2 separate regions of the Homo sapiens genome follow, and region 1 is linked to region 2. A link is a loop called in an ENCODE intact Hi-C map of the cell type or tissue named here. Cell type or tissue: psoas muscle. All regions are shown on one strand.

Region 1 (8,000 bases), 140 kb after region 2:
CTGAATCTTCACAGCAAACTTGCATTCTCTCTGTTTTTTTCTGAGGGAAGAAATGGCAAAAGCAAATCGCCTGTGTTGGGAAGCACAGGGGAGTTTGTTGGACCCCAGAGCTTGAGTTCTTTTCCAGTATTTATTTTGCTGCCATTCAGAGCTTCCCTAGCCACCCCTGCTGCTTCCCTGACCTGCTCCTGCATGGCTCACCAATGGATCCTAGTCACACCAGCCCCCACAGAGTGCTTCCTGACTTCTCCAGTGAAGTTTCCCCCGGGAAATTCTCACTGGCCCATGATTTGATTGCCTGACCACCTTCAAAACGGGTTAGATAACTCATAGTATGCTATGCTAACCATGTTAAAAAGCTTATTCTCATAGCTTTGCAATGGCTTCTTTGTATGACTGTTCCTCGCCCTAGACAGAAGGCTTCTTGAGGGCAAGAATGGTTTCTTGCCTATCTTTATATTCCCTTTGCCTAGTGTACTTCCTAGCCCATTGGAGAGACTCAGTTTTTTCTAAGGAATGAATGACAGCAGAAACTCATCCATGATGAGCAAGGACCTCCTGAAACATTTCAGCATGTGTGCATGTGTTGTGCTTCAGAATATTTTAGAAACATTTTCCAGATTTAATTGAGGCTTCTGGGAAGCCTTGCTGTGTTCTTCCTTGCAAAAAATAGAAGGTCGTTACCAGGAAGTCTCAGTGTACCATATTTATCTGGTGAGTTTTGAAAATACTGAGTAATGGGACTAATGACTCAACATAGTATTTTCCAAACTGTGAGGTAATCTTTGGACTTTGCAAGATTATTATATTAAGTGTACTTTTTAGTCTGTCAGTAAAAAATAAAAAGCCTGTATTTTCACATTAGAATTCAAAGAACATCTGCTGCGTATTGTAAATAACATATTTTGAAAACCAACTGATGCATACTCAGCCTGCCTCCGCTTGCTAACTATAGCAGGTCCTTAAGATAAGATTCAGTTTGCCATTGGTACCGCTCTTGCTTTGACATTCCACTGTTTGGTGAACCACCGTTTTCCAGAAATCTTTAGACACCATTCAACCCTCTAAACAAACTGAGTACAGTGAGGTTTTCAGCTTCCTGTTTTCTAGTGGGATTAGAAAGGGACCCTATTCCTAGATGATGATGTGTTTTTCAAGGAGTTAAACTTAGAGAGGTTTTCTACTGGGGCCATTTCTTACCCCCAAGGACATGCATCCTCTGGCTGGAAGCTCAGCTCTTACTGCCTTGCAGAGAGCCACCAGTTGCCACAGGCAACCGACTGCTCCCGACAGGAAGGGTAGTATTGATTTTGCTGGTCTGCCTGTAGGGGAGCGGGCCAAAGAGGAATGCTCAGAGGGGCTCCTCTGTCTGGGGTGTGCATTTGCACAGCAGCCCCATTCATGTCCTCCAGCCTGTATCTCACCTCCTCGGGAGACTGAAAAACTCAATCAGCTTTTCCCTTGTTCCTTCTCAGTTTGTCTTGTTAGCACTCTTTCTTAGCAAGTAAGCACCATATGTCTTCTATGGGAACTTGTTTTCAGGAGATTCCCAGCGCATGTGTGCTGGCTGGGAAGAGAGGAATTGGTGTTTTACTAACCAGCAGCGCTTGCCAGAGTGCCCGCTTTTGAGTCCTGCCCTTCCTGCTCATCTGCCCCATGGTCTAGTTTGTCCTGGACACAGTATTTCACTGGATCTTACTGGGGTCGCAGAAAATTGCCTGGCTTGTGAGGGATTTTTCTGAACCAAAGAGAGAGCCTGTGTGGATGCCTCTCTGTGGTTCCTCATTATCCTGGGTAGTCTGTGTCTCACAAGCACCTGTTCATTGATCTGGTCCTCTGTCCTTGCGAAGACGATAGCACATACTGATTATAGGGGCTCTATGTGATGTTATTGGGCTTCCTTGCTCTTAGCCAGCCACCCATGCCAAAGCATGCAGCTGATATGTTCTGCTTTTGAAATAATTTGGTTTCTGTAACACGAAGCCCACCACCCCCCTTTCAACCTTTAATACCTGTCTTCTTTGAAAGCCAGCTTGTTGAGCATCCAATTTGTCTCTTTTCTTCTTCACTTTCCCCCAGTTTCCTTGCACTCAGGCTGTCTTTTATCAAAAACAGAGAGTGAGCCAATGACACCTCATGGCAAGCAGCAGCATGAAGCATTTTCTTCTTTCACCTTGACATCTTTTCGGCAAAGAAAAAGCAAGGGTTGGGAACCTGCTCTATTCACTTTGGCTTCTACAGCTACCTCTTTTAAAACTGCTGGTTGTTATTGCCTGGTAGCTGTCTCCCTGAAGGTTTTACCAGTTGTTTTGGAAGGCTGGCTATTTTCTATTCCCTTGGGAATTCACCTTACACAGTCATAGATGCATGTGTTATGTGTATTTGTGTTCATATGCTATCAATTAGTAATGAAAAATCAGGCCAAGCCTCTTTGGTACTTTTTTTTCCCCTACAGATGAGTAGTCAGTGTTCATAATAACTGCCAAAACTTATCTTGAGTTTCCTGAGTGCCATGGTCTCATGTCATTCTTACAACAACTTTTTGAAGTAGTCCCCATTTTACAGATGAGAACACTGATGCTTGACAGGTTATGCACCATAGTGGAGCTAAGACTTGAATGCAAAGATTCTGCCTTGAAAGCCCAGGCTATTCAAAGATTAACTGGATTGCCTGGGCCTGATACGGTATCTCTCAGTCACTCATTTGAACTTTGCCAACCATAGTCCTAAATGCCCAATGCTTATCCTTGGAAAGGCTAGATATCAGCAAACATGAGATGAGTTGAAAATAATCTTTGTTCTGAAGTTCTAAGGGATAAGACGCATTGCTACCAACATATGTGGCCTATTAAATGATGATTCTCAGTGGCACAGAGGAGATTGACCACTGTGGTGGGGAAGGTGGGGCAAGGACTGAGAGAGAGTGGGGGACAGTTCTGTTATAGCCCAAGGTGATAAAGGAGTTGTGATAATCACTGGATTGATAATCACTATTCTAGAACCATAGTGTTCCCCTAATCATAAAAGCTACTATTAGCCACGTGTTGTGGCTCACGCCTGTAATCCCAATGCTTTGGGAGGCCAAAGTGAGAGGATCGCCTGCAGCCAGGAGTTTGAGACCAACCTGGACAATATAACAAGACCCTGTCTCTTAAAAAATGTAAATAAATAAATAAATGTTTAAAAGCCACTAGTAAGTGAACACATACTATATTTCTGGCATTGAACTATATGCTTTCATTTAATCATTCTCATTACCCTATAAGAAGATACTGTTATCTCATTTTTTCTCTGTAAAATGAGATTTCTCTGTAAAATGATTCTTAGTGGCATAGAGGAGATTGACCACTGTGGTGGGGAAGGTGGGGCAAGGACTGAGAGAGAGTGGGGGACAGTTCTGTTATAGCCTAAGGTGACAAAGGAGTTGTGATAATCACTGGATTGATAATCACTATTCTAGAACCATAGTGTTCCCCTAATCATAAAAGCTACTATTAGCCAGGTGTTGTGGCTCACACCTGTAATCCCAATGCTTTGGGAGGACAAGGTGAGAGGATCGCCTCTCACCAAGTTTCAGAGAGGTTATCCTGGCTCAAACTTGCCACATCTTAAGTGAAAAAAAACTTAGACTTGAACCCAAATGTGTTTGTCTTCAAAGCCTATGCTCTATTCTTTCCTAATTATCAGCGTCTTTTTGCCCATTGTGATATTTAATCAGAATCATTATCATTAATAGCTCATCCAACTGATAAAGGAAGGAAATAAATGAATTTTGTATTTGTGGACCAGAGTATGTGATTGAGCTGAGTATGCAAAGATTTGGTCCCCTGGTCTACTGGATGATCTTTTCACAAGTGATCTCAGTTAGCTGCCATGTGCTTAACATAGGTTGAAAGTTAGTTGACAGCTTTGCTTCACTGAGGATTGTTTCCAGAATTATCAGTGCTTAGTGACTTTGAAGATAAACATGGATTACAGGTTCAAGGAGCCTACGAGAGTCAGAAGAGTTGGGAATGTGTTCCCAACTCTTTAACTAGCTGTACAGATCTGGGAACTGCACTTAACTCTATTCAACCTCAGCTTTTCTATCTGAACATCATGTTAGGTAATTCCAAGATATGTTTTAGCTCTGAATGATAATTGCTGTTTACCGTCAAGCCTGTTTGTTTTACACATACAGAAAAACACTCTTAACCCATGAAGTATGTAGTTAATTGAGAAAGTTAAAGGAAAAAGTCATAAAGAAGAAAATATGCTATCTACACTTAATTTTTAAAAGCAGCTTTATTGTGGTGTAATTGACATATGATAAGCTATGTATATTTAAAGTGTACAATTTAATAAGTTTTGATCAAAGTACCCACTCATGACACCATCACCACAGTCAAGATAATGAGCATCTTCATTCATTACTCCACAGGTCCCCATCTCCTTTGTGGTCCCTTCCTCCTGCCCATTCACCCAGCCCCTGCCACATATACAAAAAAACAACTGCTAAGCTACCTGATATACCTTCTGTCACTATGGATTACTATTCATGTTTAGAGTATTATATAACTGTAATCTTATAGCGTGTATACTTTTTTGTGCTCTCACATTCTGTATAATTATTTTGAGATTTTTTTTTTTTTTTGGAAACAAAGTCTCTTTCTGTCACCCAGGCTGGAGTACAGTGGCACGATCTCAGCTCACTGCAACCTCTACCTCCCGGGTTCAAGCCATCCCCCTGCCTCAGTCTTCAGAGTAGCTGGGATTACAGGTGTATACCACCACACCCGGCTAATGTTTGTATCTTTAGTAGAGATGGGGTTTTGCCATGTTGGCCAGGCTGTTCTCGAATTCCTGACTTCAAGTGATCCACCCACCTCAGATGCCCAAAGTGTTGGGACTACAGGTGTGAGCCACTGCACCTGGCCTATTTTGAGATTCATCTATATGGCTGCATGCATTGAGGCCATTTCTTTCTTTCGCTGAGTAGTGTATGGATATACCATAATTATTTACCTTTTCACCTACTGATGGACGTCTGGGTTGTTTACAATTTTTGGTTATTACAAATAAAGCTGCTGTGAACATTCACATACAAGTCTTTGTATGGACATATATGTATTTGAATCTTAAGGAAGTATCTAGGAGTAGAATGGCTGGAACTGGTAGGTATATGTTTAATGTTTTACAAAAATGTCAAACTGTTTTCCAGAGTGGTTGTACCGTCTTACATTTCCACCAACCGTGTATAAGAGTTCCACCTCCTCACATCTTCACCAACACTTTGTATGTCTTTTCATTTTAGCCATTCTTTTATTATTTTTTTTTTTTTGAGATGGAATTTTGCTATTGTTGCCCAAGCTGGAGCTCAATGGCACGATCTCGGCTCACTGCAACCTTCACCTCCCAGGTTCAAGCGATTCTTCTGCCTCAGCCTCCCGAGTAGCTGGGATTACAGAGGTGTGCCACCATGTCTGGCTAATTTTTTGTATTTTTAGTAGAAACAGGGTTTCACCATGTTAGCCAGACTGGTCTCGAACTCCTGACCTCAGGTGATCCACCTGCCTCGGCCTCCCAAAGTGCTGGGATTACAGGCATGAGCCACCGAGCCCAGCCTCATTTTAGCCATTCTAATACACATGCACTAGTGTCTACTTGTGGTTTTAATTTTTGTTTTTCTAATGACTACTGATATTGAGCATATTTTCATGTGTTTGTTTTCCATATGTATATCTTTTTGGGTAAACTTTCTATATAAATCTTTTGCCCATTTTTAACTTAAATTCTTTGTTTTCTTATTGTGAGTTTGAGATTATATATGAAAAAATATTGTTTAAGAAATAATCTAAAATAAAAATAAATATATTCTTTTATTTATTTACATATGTATACAACTCCTTACATGTATGTACACACACACACACACACACACATTCTGCAAAGATTTGCTCCTAGTTTGTGGGTTCTTTTCATTTACTTAACAGTATCTTTCAAGGAGTAGAAATTTTTAATTTTGATGAAGCCCAATTAATTAATTTATTCTTTTATGTGTTGTGTTTTTGGTATTATAGTTTTGCCTAACTCAAGGTTAAAAGATTTTCTCCTATGTTTTCTTATAGAAGTTGCACAATTTTAGTGTTTAAATTTCAGTCTCCAATTTCTGAGTTCATTTTTGTATATGATGTGAGTTCATTTTTGTATATGATGTGACTTCAATTTTGTATATGGTATGAGGTATAGATTCAAGTTTGTTTGTTTGTTTGCTTATGGATATTAAAGTGTTCCCGCACTGCTTATTGAAAAGGTTATGCATTCTCTACTGCATTGCCTTTGCACTTTTGTTCAAATTCTGTTGTTCACATGTATGTGTTTATTTCCTCACCCTTTACTCAGTTCCACTGATGTAATTTTCTGTCTTTATGCCAATACCACATCATTTGGTTACTACAGCTTTATGATATGCTTGAAATCAGGGAATGTTAGCCTTCCAACTTCTTTTCCAAATTGTTTTGGTTATTGTAGGTTTATATATTTCCATATGAATTTTAGAATCAGCTTGTCAACTTGTATGGAATCTATAGCTCACTCTGAGGAGAATTAATACCTTATTGAGTCAAACCATGAACAAAGTATTTTTTCATTTATTTAGATCTTCTTTCATTTCTCTTAGCAATATTTTGTATTTTTTAATGCACAGGTCTTTCACATATTTTTTGTGTGATCCCTAGTTTTTTATATTTTTTGATGTTATTGTAAATGATAACATTTTTAAAATTTAAATTTTTGATTGTTGCTAGTACAGTTTATTTTTGTATATTGATGTTATATTAAATTATGATAAATGCACATACTATTATAGTTCTAGTAGCTTTTTTATAGATTCTCTTTGATCTTTCTACATAGATAGTTATTATGCCTGCAAATAAAGACAGTTTAACTCTTCCTTTTCAATCTGGATTACTATCTCTTTTCCTTGTTGATTCACTTTTAGAACCTCCAAAACAATATTTAATAGAGGTGAGAGTGGATATTTCTGTTCTTAGGGCAAAAGCATTCAGTTGTTCACCATAAGTATGATGTTTCCTTTGGGATTTTCATATATAGCCATTTTCCGTTTGAAAAAGTTCTTTTCTAATCCTGGTTTTCTGATTTTATCAGGAATGAATGTTTGATTTTTGTGTGTGTTTTTTGATGCTTTTTCTGCAACTATGAAGAAAATCATATGGTCTTTCTTTTTTTTTTTTTTTTTTCTTTTTGAGACAGGGTCTTGCTCTGCCACCCAGGCTGGAATGCAGTGGTGCGATCATAGCTCACTGCCTCCTTGAACTCCTGGGCTCAAGTGATTCTCCTACCTCAGCCTCTCAAATAGTTGGGACCACAGGCATGCACCACTATGCCTGGCTGATTTTTTTTTCTTTTTTTGTAGGAACAGGTTCTCCCTAGGTTGCCCAGGCTGGTCTCAAACCCCTGGATTCAAGCGATCCTCCTACCTTAGCTTCTCAAAGTGCTGGGATTATAGGCATGAGCCACCACACCCAGCCAGGTCTTCCTTTTTTAGTGTGTGACTATGGTGAATTATATTCATAGATTTCCAATATTACGCCATTCTATGTACATTGTACATACATTGCTAAGGTCTTTTTTTTTGCTTATGGGTTTGCTTTTTAGAGCTCTGTATCATCTTTCTTATATAAATTCTCATCCATAATGCATTCTCTACATTCTCAGTTTCAGTTTAAGTGGAGGCAGATCTTGGACACTTGTCAAGTTTTCAAGTCCTCTAGGTTTAAGATTTGTTTTGTTTTGCCAGTCTTTTATAATTTCCTTGTCCACACCTAAGTGGATAGCAGTTTATCTTTAAGTTTCTCACCTTTAGTGAGTGTCTAAAACACTCTTGTTTGGTTTGAGAGAAGCAACAATTATATGTCCATATTCATAGTTCAGCAATGAAGGTAATTATTAATTAAACGATATAATTGTAATACCCAGCACAACTGGGTAAAAAAATAAAA
Region 2 (8,000 bases):
GGACCTGCTAAACCTATTGCATCTGTTCTGTACGAGGAAGCAGTCTCAGAATGAAATATGACAGTTGTCTGTCAGGGCTGCCCCAGAGTCCTGCAAGTTGGTATTATCTGCTTGCGTTCAGAAAACACATCACCGTGGCTGACCACAGCTTTGTACTTACTGTGATCTTAGGGCTCGCATTTTTAGGGACAACTTGCCCTTTATGCCTTTGGTCCCTTTCTGCCTTCTGCTTTTGTTTTTCTGCCAGTTGGGTTCATTTATCTTCTTTCCTGTGTGTTTTGCCATGCTTTTCTTATTATAGCTTTCAGATTCATCATGGACAGAGATAGAAAGTACTCTAGTGTCTTTATCCCACCTCAGCTCTCAGTCTGGTGTAGAGCTAAGGGAAGGAGAATTGCCTTCACAGTCAACTTTCAGTGTGGTCCCTGAACTTTTTATTTTGTTCAGTGAATCCAGCACATCTCATATTGTGCCCCAGCTATAATGGGTAGTCCTTTCCTGATCTTCTAAGAAAATTAGATGCCTGGCTTCTGCCTTGCTCTTCATTGTTTTTTAAGCATAGTCCTTACATGATGGTCCGGGCCTTCCTTACAGGTCTAATTGTGTGGCTGGGCCTTCCTTCTGCATGCCTATTCTGTTTTTTAGTTTTTGTTTTTCTTTTAAGAATTGGGGTCTCACTCTATTACCCAGGCTGGAGATCAGTGGCATAATCATAACTCATTGCAACCTCGACCTCCTGGACTCAAGAGATCCTGCCACTTCAGCCTCTCAAGTAGCTGGGACTACAGGCACACGCCACCACACCCAGTTCATTTTGAATTTTGTTTTTGTTGTTGTTTTGAGACAGAGTCTTGCTCTGTCCCCCTGGCTGGAGTGCAGTGGCACAATCTCGGCTCACTGCAATCTCCGCCTCCCGGGTTCAAGCCATTTTCCCACCTAAGCCTTCTTAGTAGCTGGGATTACAGGCACATGCTACCATGCCGAGCTAATTTTTGTATTTTAAGTAGAGAAGAGATTTCGGCATGTTGGCCAGGCTGGTCTTGAACTCCTGACCTCAAGTGAGCCGACCGCCTCGACCTGCCAAAGTGCTGGGATTACAGGTGTGAGCCACTGTGCCTGGCCTGAAGTTTTTTTTTTTTTTTTGTAGAGACGGGGCCTCACTGTGTTACCCAGGCTGGTCTCAAACTTCTGGGCCTGAGCGATCCTCCCACCTTGGCCTCTCAAAGTGCTGGGATTACAGGAGTGAGCCATCATGCCCAGCCTGCCTATCCTATTTTATTCTGAGGCTACTACTACTCCTTATGGGTAGATCCAAGGATCTGACATCATTTTCATACATCCTGTTCAGTGTGTGAGTATAGAATTGAGGTAGGCTGACAACACAAAAGTGGGCAGAGGTTTCCCACTCATCCCCGACAGGGATTCTCTGTTGGCATAGGTGGGCTCTGGTCCAACTCCTGGCCGACATGAGCATGGACAATGTGGCACAGTTGTGGCTCTGCATCTTGTGTGTGACTGCTGCCCTGTTTTTGTTTAGCAAGCTGCTGTGCCAATTTACTATGCATGTTGTTACATATTCTGCTCTAATTTGACTGCCATTTTGCTTCAGCGAGACGATGATTGTTTATGGCAGGGCTGTAATGTGTTGTCAGCACAGGTTACTCGCTACTTGTTGGCAATGGCCTAACATTGCCTGAGACATGGTGTCACTGTGAAATGGTTTGACAATGTTGAGACTGTAGTTATGTTGAGCAGTAACAACTGTAGAGGTCAAGAAAGGGCATCTAAGAGGAACTGTGTTCATAGGGGAAAGATGGAGAAGGAATACTAAGTAGGACAGTAGCAAATGTCATCAAAGAGCTTCATTTTCACGCAATTTTCATAATTCAGTCTGTTTTCTGTGAACAGTGTTGGTTCAGCTGTTGCTCGGGAGTAGAAGCACATTTCTGAGTTAGAAATGAATTGTGCTGATCATGACCCTATCATTTTCTTCTTTGAACATTTTTAGAAAGTTATCCAGCTTGCTGAAGAATGCACTAGATCCTTGTCCATGTGTGAGGCAAGGGACTCATTGGGCCACCTTCACAGGGTTTCATTTTTGGAACATTTATCTAAGGACTATCTTACTACCCTGAGAGACCAAGATGTAGGCTACCTTAAGTCGTATGAGGCTGCTGTGAAAATGGCATTTGTTTTTTTGGCTCTAAGAAATTTTCAGGACCTAGTCAAGCATGTGACAACAAATATTTAATGATAGTGGACAAGGTAAACTTCAAAAGTGACTAGAAACCCTTGTGGAATCTAAGACAGAGGGACTCTAACAAGCTTGATGACATTTTGAATACGTTTTGTATTGATTACTGACTCTTTTCCCAATAATCTGTGAAGCTGGCTTTCTGTTTGGCAAGGCAGCCCCAAAAGGAACCTTCATCCCATACCTCCATGCAGGAGTAGCACAGAACAGCACCCAGCATCGGGCCCTCCAGAGTCTGGGAGGGTTCGGTTGTCTCATGAATTATGTGGTGCCCTTCAGGAACTCACTTTGACCTCTGATGCCTTTCCTTTCAAGCAAGTGGTGTGGAAAAATATTAAAACTCTCAGTAATGACAGTTTCCAGATATGCATATCTTTGAGTGGACAATGAAGGCAACATTTATATTCTGTCCACGATGCGAGCATGGTATGCATTCTGCAGCTGTCACAGAGCCTTCCTTCTGGTACCAAATACCTTACTTCCTGACAGGTATGACCTCTGAGACCTCCCTAACCCCTTTCTTTCATTTCATACAAAAATCTAGAGCTTGGCTTTTTTTTTTTTCCTTCTTTTTTTGTAAAAAGAGGTTTTTCCATTTTAAAAAGCCTTTTCAGTTCTTAAACTTGATCATTGATATGTTCCACCTCATCAAAAAGAGGAGTGCAGCTAAACTGACAATCAGTTCATGCCATTGGCCTCACTCATCATCATGTCAAGGACCTGGCATGCCCATTGAGAAGGGCCTCTGTGCATTCTGTCCTCACCAAGCCTAATTCCTTCCCCTGTTGATGGTTTTGCCAGATTCTTTGCCTGTTGATGCCCATGCCAGGGCCACGGTGCTTATGCCAAAGCCTTTGACAGAATGAGTCAAATCTGGTGCCAGTCACCCTTGGCATATGCCACCTTGTTCTTGACCACTTCCTACCAGGGATGGGCTGAAAAGAATAGTGTCTGCTAAGAGCTTGTAGAGGACTTTTCTGTTAAGTGCTAAGTGTTGACATTACTCCAGTTTGAATCAGATCATTTGGAACTCTTGCTTGGATCTCTCAAAGCTGTTGACTCATTTGTATCTTGGCCTCACATTAGTGGGGTAGATAGGAGCCAAAAAGTTTGAGTGAAGTCAGAATAAATATATTTTAAGTGTGGATCTGTGGAGAAGAAAGAGGTCCCAAGAGCATAATGAAAACTGTGGTTAAAACTGTGAATCAAGAGGTTTGTTTTAATTTGCCATTTTCTTACGAAGTTTTAAAATATTTTCTAATAAAGCTTCTTATTTATTGCCTTAGTACATTTTCTGTTACTTATAACAGAATACCTAAAACTAGATAATTTATGGCCAGGCGCGGTGGCTCACACCTGTAATCCCAGCACTTTGGGAGGCTGCAGCAGGCGGATCATGAGGTCAGGAGATCAAGACCATCCTGGCCAATATGGTGAAACCCTGTCTCTACTAAAAATACAAAAAAATTAGCCAGGCGTGGTGTTGCGCACCTGTGGTCCCAGCTACTCGGGAGGCTGAGACAGGAGAATTATGTGAACCCAGGAGGTGGAGCTTGCAGTGAGCTGAGATCACGCCACTGTACTCCTGCCTGGGTGACAGAGCAAGACTCCATCTCAAAAAAAAAGAAAAAATACTAGATAGTTTATAAAGAATGGGAATTTATTTCTGCAGTTATGGAGGCTGAAAAGTCTAAGGTAGAGGGGCTGGGGCTGCATCTGGTGAGAGGCTTCTTGGTGGTGGGGACTTTCTGAACAGCTCCAAGGCAGCACAGGGTGTCACATGGTGAGGGGGTGAGCATGCTAACATGCTAGCTCAGTTCTCTTCCTTTTCTTATAAAGCTACCTGTCTCTCAATATTGCTGCATTGGAGATTAAGTTTCAACACGAGTTTTGGAGGGGGCATTTAAACGATAGCATATATATAGTGCAGCAGTCCCACTCCTAGGTATTTACCCAAGAGAAATGGAACTATATGCTTACACAAAGACCTGTACCCTTTTTACACTTTTTTTTTTTTTAAGACAGAGTCTCACTCTGTCGCCCTGGCTAGAGTGCAGTGGTGCAATCTCGGCTCACTGCAACCTCCGCCTCCCGGGTTCAAGCGATTCTACTGCCTCAGCCTCCTGAGTAGCTGGGACTACAGGCACGTGCCACCACAGCTGGCTAATTTTTGTATTTTTAGTAGAGACAGGTTTCACCATGTTGGCCAGGATGGTCTCGATCCCCTAACCTTGTGATCCACCCGCCTCGGGCTCCCAAAGTGCTGGGATTACAGGTGTGAGCCACCGCGCCCGGCCAACCTGTACACTTTTTGTAATAGCCAAAAACTGGAAAGAAGCAGTATACATTACTAGGTGAAAATTACAGCATATAGAGATAATGGTTATTTCTAAGCACAAAAAAGAATCAAACTGATATTCCTAACAACATGGATGAATTTCAGAAACATTGTGCTAAGTAAGAGAAGGCACACACAAAAAGGTACATACTTAATAATTCCACTTGTGTTAAATTCTAGAACCAACAAAACTTATCTGTAGTAACAAAAAGTAGTTCCATGTTCACCTGGGTGCAGGGGTGGGAACACTGGCTACAGAGTTGCATGAGGGAACATTGTGGGTGATGGAAATGTTGTTTCTTGATTGTGGTGGCAGTTATATAGATACAGACATATTTGTCCAAACTCATCAAACTGTATACTTCAAGTGGGTACATTTTTTCTTTTATGTGTATTATACCTCAAGTATAATGAAGTTGATTTTAAAAATATATTTGTTGTAATCCCACTTTTGCCACATAAACAGGGTCCAGAGAAATATTAGGTATTCCTTCTCTCTCTCTCATGTATATCCTGATCAAAACATTTATATGAACATATTGAAATCAGATTTAAATATCAGTTTCCCTAATGGACTCAGCTGGACTCAAGTTAATTGACTTAATAAAATTTCGAATCTCATTTGTTCCTATTTTCTCCTCCCTACAGTTGTTATCTTTACTGTTATTTGAAGGACTTGAATAAGTGAATTTTGAATTCAGATAATACACTATAGGGAGTAGGAAAGCAGACCCCTGGCCTCAGGAGCGCCTCTTTGATCATGAATGTCTATGACTGCCATTTTGTTCTCTAGATTCATGTCTTTATATTGTCTATTTGGCTTATAGTTTTTTCTATCACCATTTTTGTTTTCAACTGTTTTTTCACTAAAAGACAAAATTTGATTTTCATGCTATTAATTTCGTACTAAAAAGAGCACAGCAGGCATAATTAAAGCATTTTAAGATGTAGTAATTTGATTTAAAATATTTTACTAAGCGATATATTACAAAAAGTTATTTAATTATCTGTAAACTTTAAAAGCAGGTATTAGCATTCTATGGCTATTGTCTTTAATAATTACATTTTAATTTTAATTTTAGTTTTTTAAATGTATGTTTCTTTTTGTTGTTGTTGTTCTGAGATGGAGTCTCGCTCTGTCACCCAGGCTGGAGTGCAGTGGTGCGATCTTGGCTCACTGCAACCTCTGCCTCCTGGGTTCAAGCAATTCTCCTGCCTCAGTCTCCGGAGTAGCTGGGATTACAGGCACCTGCCACCACACCCAACCAATTTTTGTATTTTTACTAGAGACGAGGTTTCACCATGTTAGAAAGGCTTGTCTCAAACTCCTGACGTCAAGTGATCCACCCCCCTCCGCCTTTTAAAGACCTGACATCTTAGTTGTTACTGTGAAATTGATTTTCTTGTTTTCTCCTCATCTTAACCTTGTTTTATATATCAAAGTAAAGAAGAGGAACTGTTAAAACTTATATGAAGTATGGCTGAATCTTCAAAAAGATATCAAATATTTAGAAACTAATTTTAAGCTGCATATGTTTTATGAATGGTAGCAATACAATTTATAACTGTCATTTCTGAAATCTCCGGATTTAGGTCTCCATTGCCAAAAAATGTAAAAAATAGAATTATGACAAGTGATCTCTTGAATTAAAACCAAATGTTTTTGTATTACAATACCTGTGATGATGATTCCAAACAGGCTTCTCTTTAATAAGTGGCCACAGTAGAGTCATGATGTTAGCCCTTATATTTATAATGAGGACAATTCTGGGTCACCAAGGGCCTGGATATGGGACCCTTGGGGCCCACTGTGATATTTATGGACATGAAATACAGTCATAGGCCATTTATCAGATTTATCAAATTTGGAAACTTCCAAATAAATTAATTTGACAAATATACATAAACTTCAGTAAATTTTATTAGTTTTATTTTTTGCCCTGTGTATTTGCATAAATGTTACTAGGAAATATATTTAATAAAAGTAGAAGGATTTTTTTTTTTTGCGTGATACTCAGCTATATTCTTCCAATAGTTGTGGAACAGCTTAGTGCCTTCAGCAGTGGCAGTCTCCTAAAACGATTGTCTATCAGTTAAAGGTTAACTGAGTATTTGGACCAAGTAGCAAACTAGAATTCTTTTCATCTAATCTCTGTTTAATATAGGGATATCCAATATAACATCCTTGGGTCAGTGTAGTACATCTTACGTTAAGTTTTGTCTCTAATGAATATTTATATTACATAAATGGGAAAATTGGTGGGTTCCCTTGGTAGAAACATGATATTGGTATTTTTAAAGTAAACTTAAATAGGTCAGAATTTTTATCCTCTAGAGAAAATTTCACGTCTGATTAAATAGTTTACATAAACTTAATCTTTTTCTGCTAGATGCATTATAATCTCAGATATTATTCATGTAGCTATTCCTCTGTGAACCATAAAATGTTCATTTCTTCAAAATGAATATGAAGCTCAAAGCATTAGTGGTCTTAAGAGCATAAAAACTTTATTACTTTGTGCTTCACATTTTTCAAGTGACTTTGGAAAGCCGAAACAAATTTTGCATTTAGATTAATGGAAGATGTTTTCCATGTGAAGGAACTGGCAAGGGAGCAACAATAACAAAAATCCCCCAAGGTTAAAAATGTAGTGCTTTTGATTCTTCCCAGAACTGTGTTAGCAGAACAATCATTTCTCAGCATGGAAAGGTATCATAATTGGTCTATACAGTGGCAATACTGAAAACGAGTATGCTTCAGAGAAAGCTAATATGACTCTACTTAATAATTTCCTTCAAGAGCCTGAATTTGAATGTATGTTCCACCCAGCTTGAGGCAAACAATTTGTTCCTATAAGTTCTAGTGGAAGTTACCGGGGGGTCATGTAATTTATTTTTGTCTTGAAGTTTTCAAAACTGTGTAGAAATAAAGACACGTTTACTTGCATTGTTCCACTAGTAATTTGATCCAATTGGCAATGCTCCTTTCTCTTCTTCTCAATTCTATTATGTTGGAAGAGTGGAAGCGTTCATAAAATGTTGTGACAAACAATTCTTCCTAGAGACGTTTCCTCTTTCTGTTTGAACCTCTGATCCACTTGCGAATGTTAGCATTCTTTTTGTTTGTTTGTTTGTTTTTGAGATGGAGTCTTGTTCTGTTGCCAGACTGCAGTACAGTGGCACGATCTTGGCTCACTGCAACCTTCACCTCCTGGGTTCAAGCGATCCTCCTGCCTCAGCCTCCCGAGTAGCTGTGACTACAGGCATGCACCACTACACCCAGCTAGTTGTTGTATTTTTAGTAGAGAGAGGGTTTCACCATGTTGGCCAGGATGGTCTTGATCTCTTGACCTCGTGATCTGCCTGCCTCAGCCTCCCAAAATGCTGGGATTACAGGCATGAGCCACT

The links. Peaks named below come from ENCODE experiments on the same cell type or tissue, not always from the same donor. Only the 100,000 strongest peaks of a DNase experiment are listed, where the experiment ranks them.
Region 1: a loop joins it to region 2, with 2.5 times the contacts of the local background. A loop is called at or near these places in 2 of 110 quality-filtered maps.

What each region holds. Positions count from the first base shown.
Region 1 is chr7:70,391,761-70,399,760 of GRCh38, forward strand. All of the region lies in intron 4 of AUTS2 (activator of transcription and developmental regulator AUTS2), which reads left to right. Among named protein-coding and RNA genes, the nearest start is that of GALNT17, 740 kb to the right of the region's middle. RefSeq lists a silencer at 1,197-1,392. In psoas muscle, no CTCF peak of the experiment used is centred here; no DNase peak of the experiment used is centred here.
Region 2 is chr7:70,256,496-70,264,495 of GRCh38, forward strand. All of the region lies in intron 4 of AUTS2 (activator of transcription and developmental regulator AUTS2), which reads left to right. Among named protein-coding and RNA genes, the nearest start is that of AUTS2, 660 kb to the left of the region's middle. RefSeq lists an enhancer at 1-386. In psoas muscle, no CTCF peak of the experiment used is centred here; a DNase peak (open chromatin) is centred at 3,076.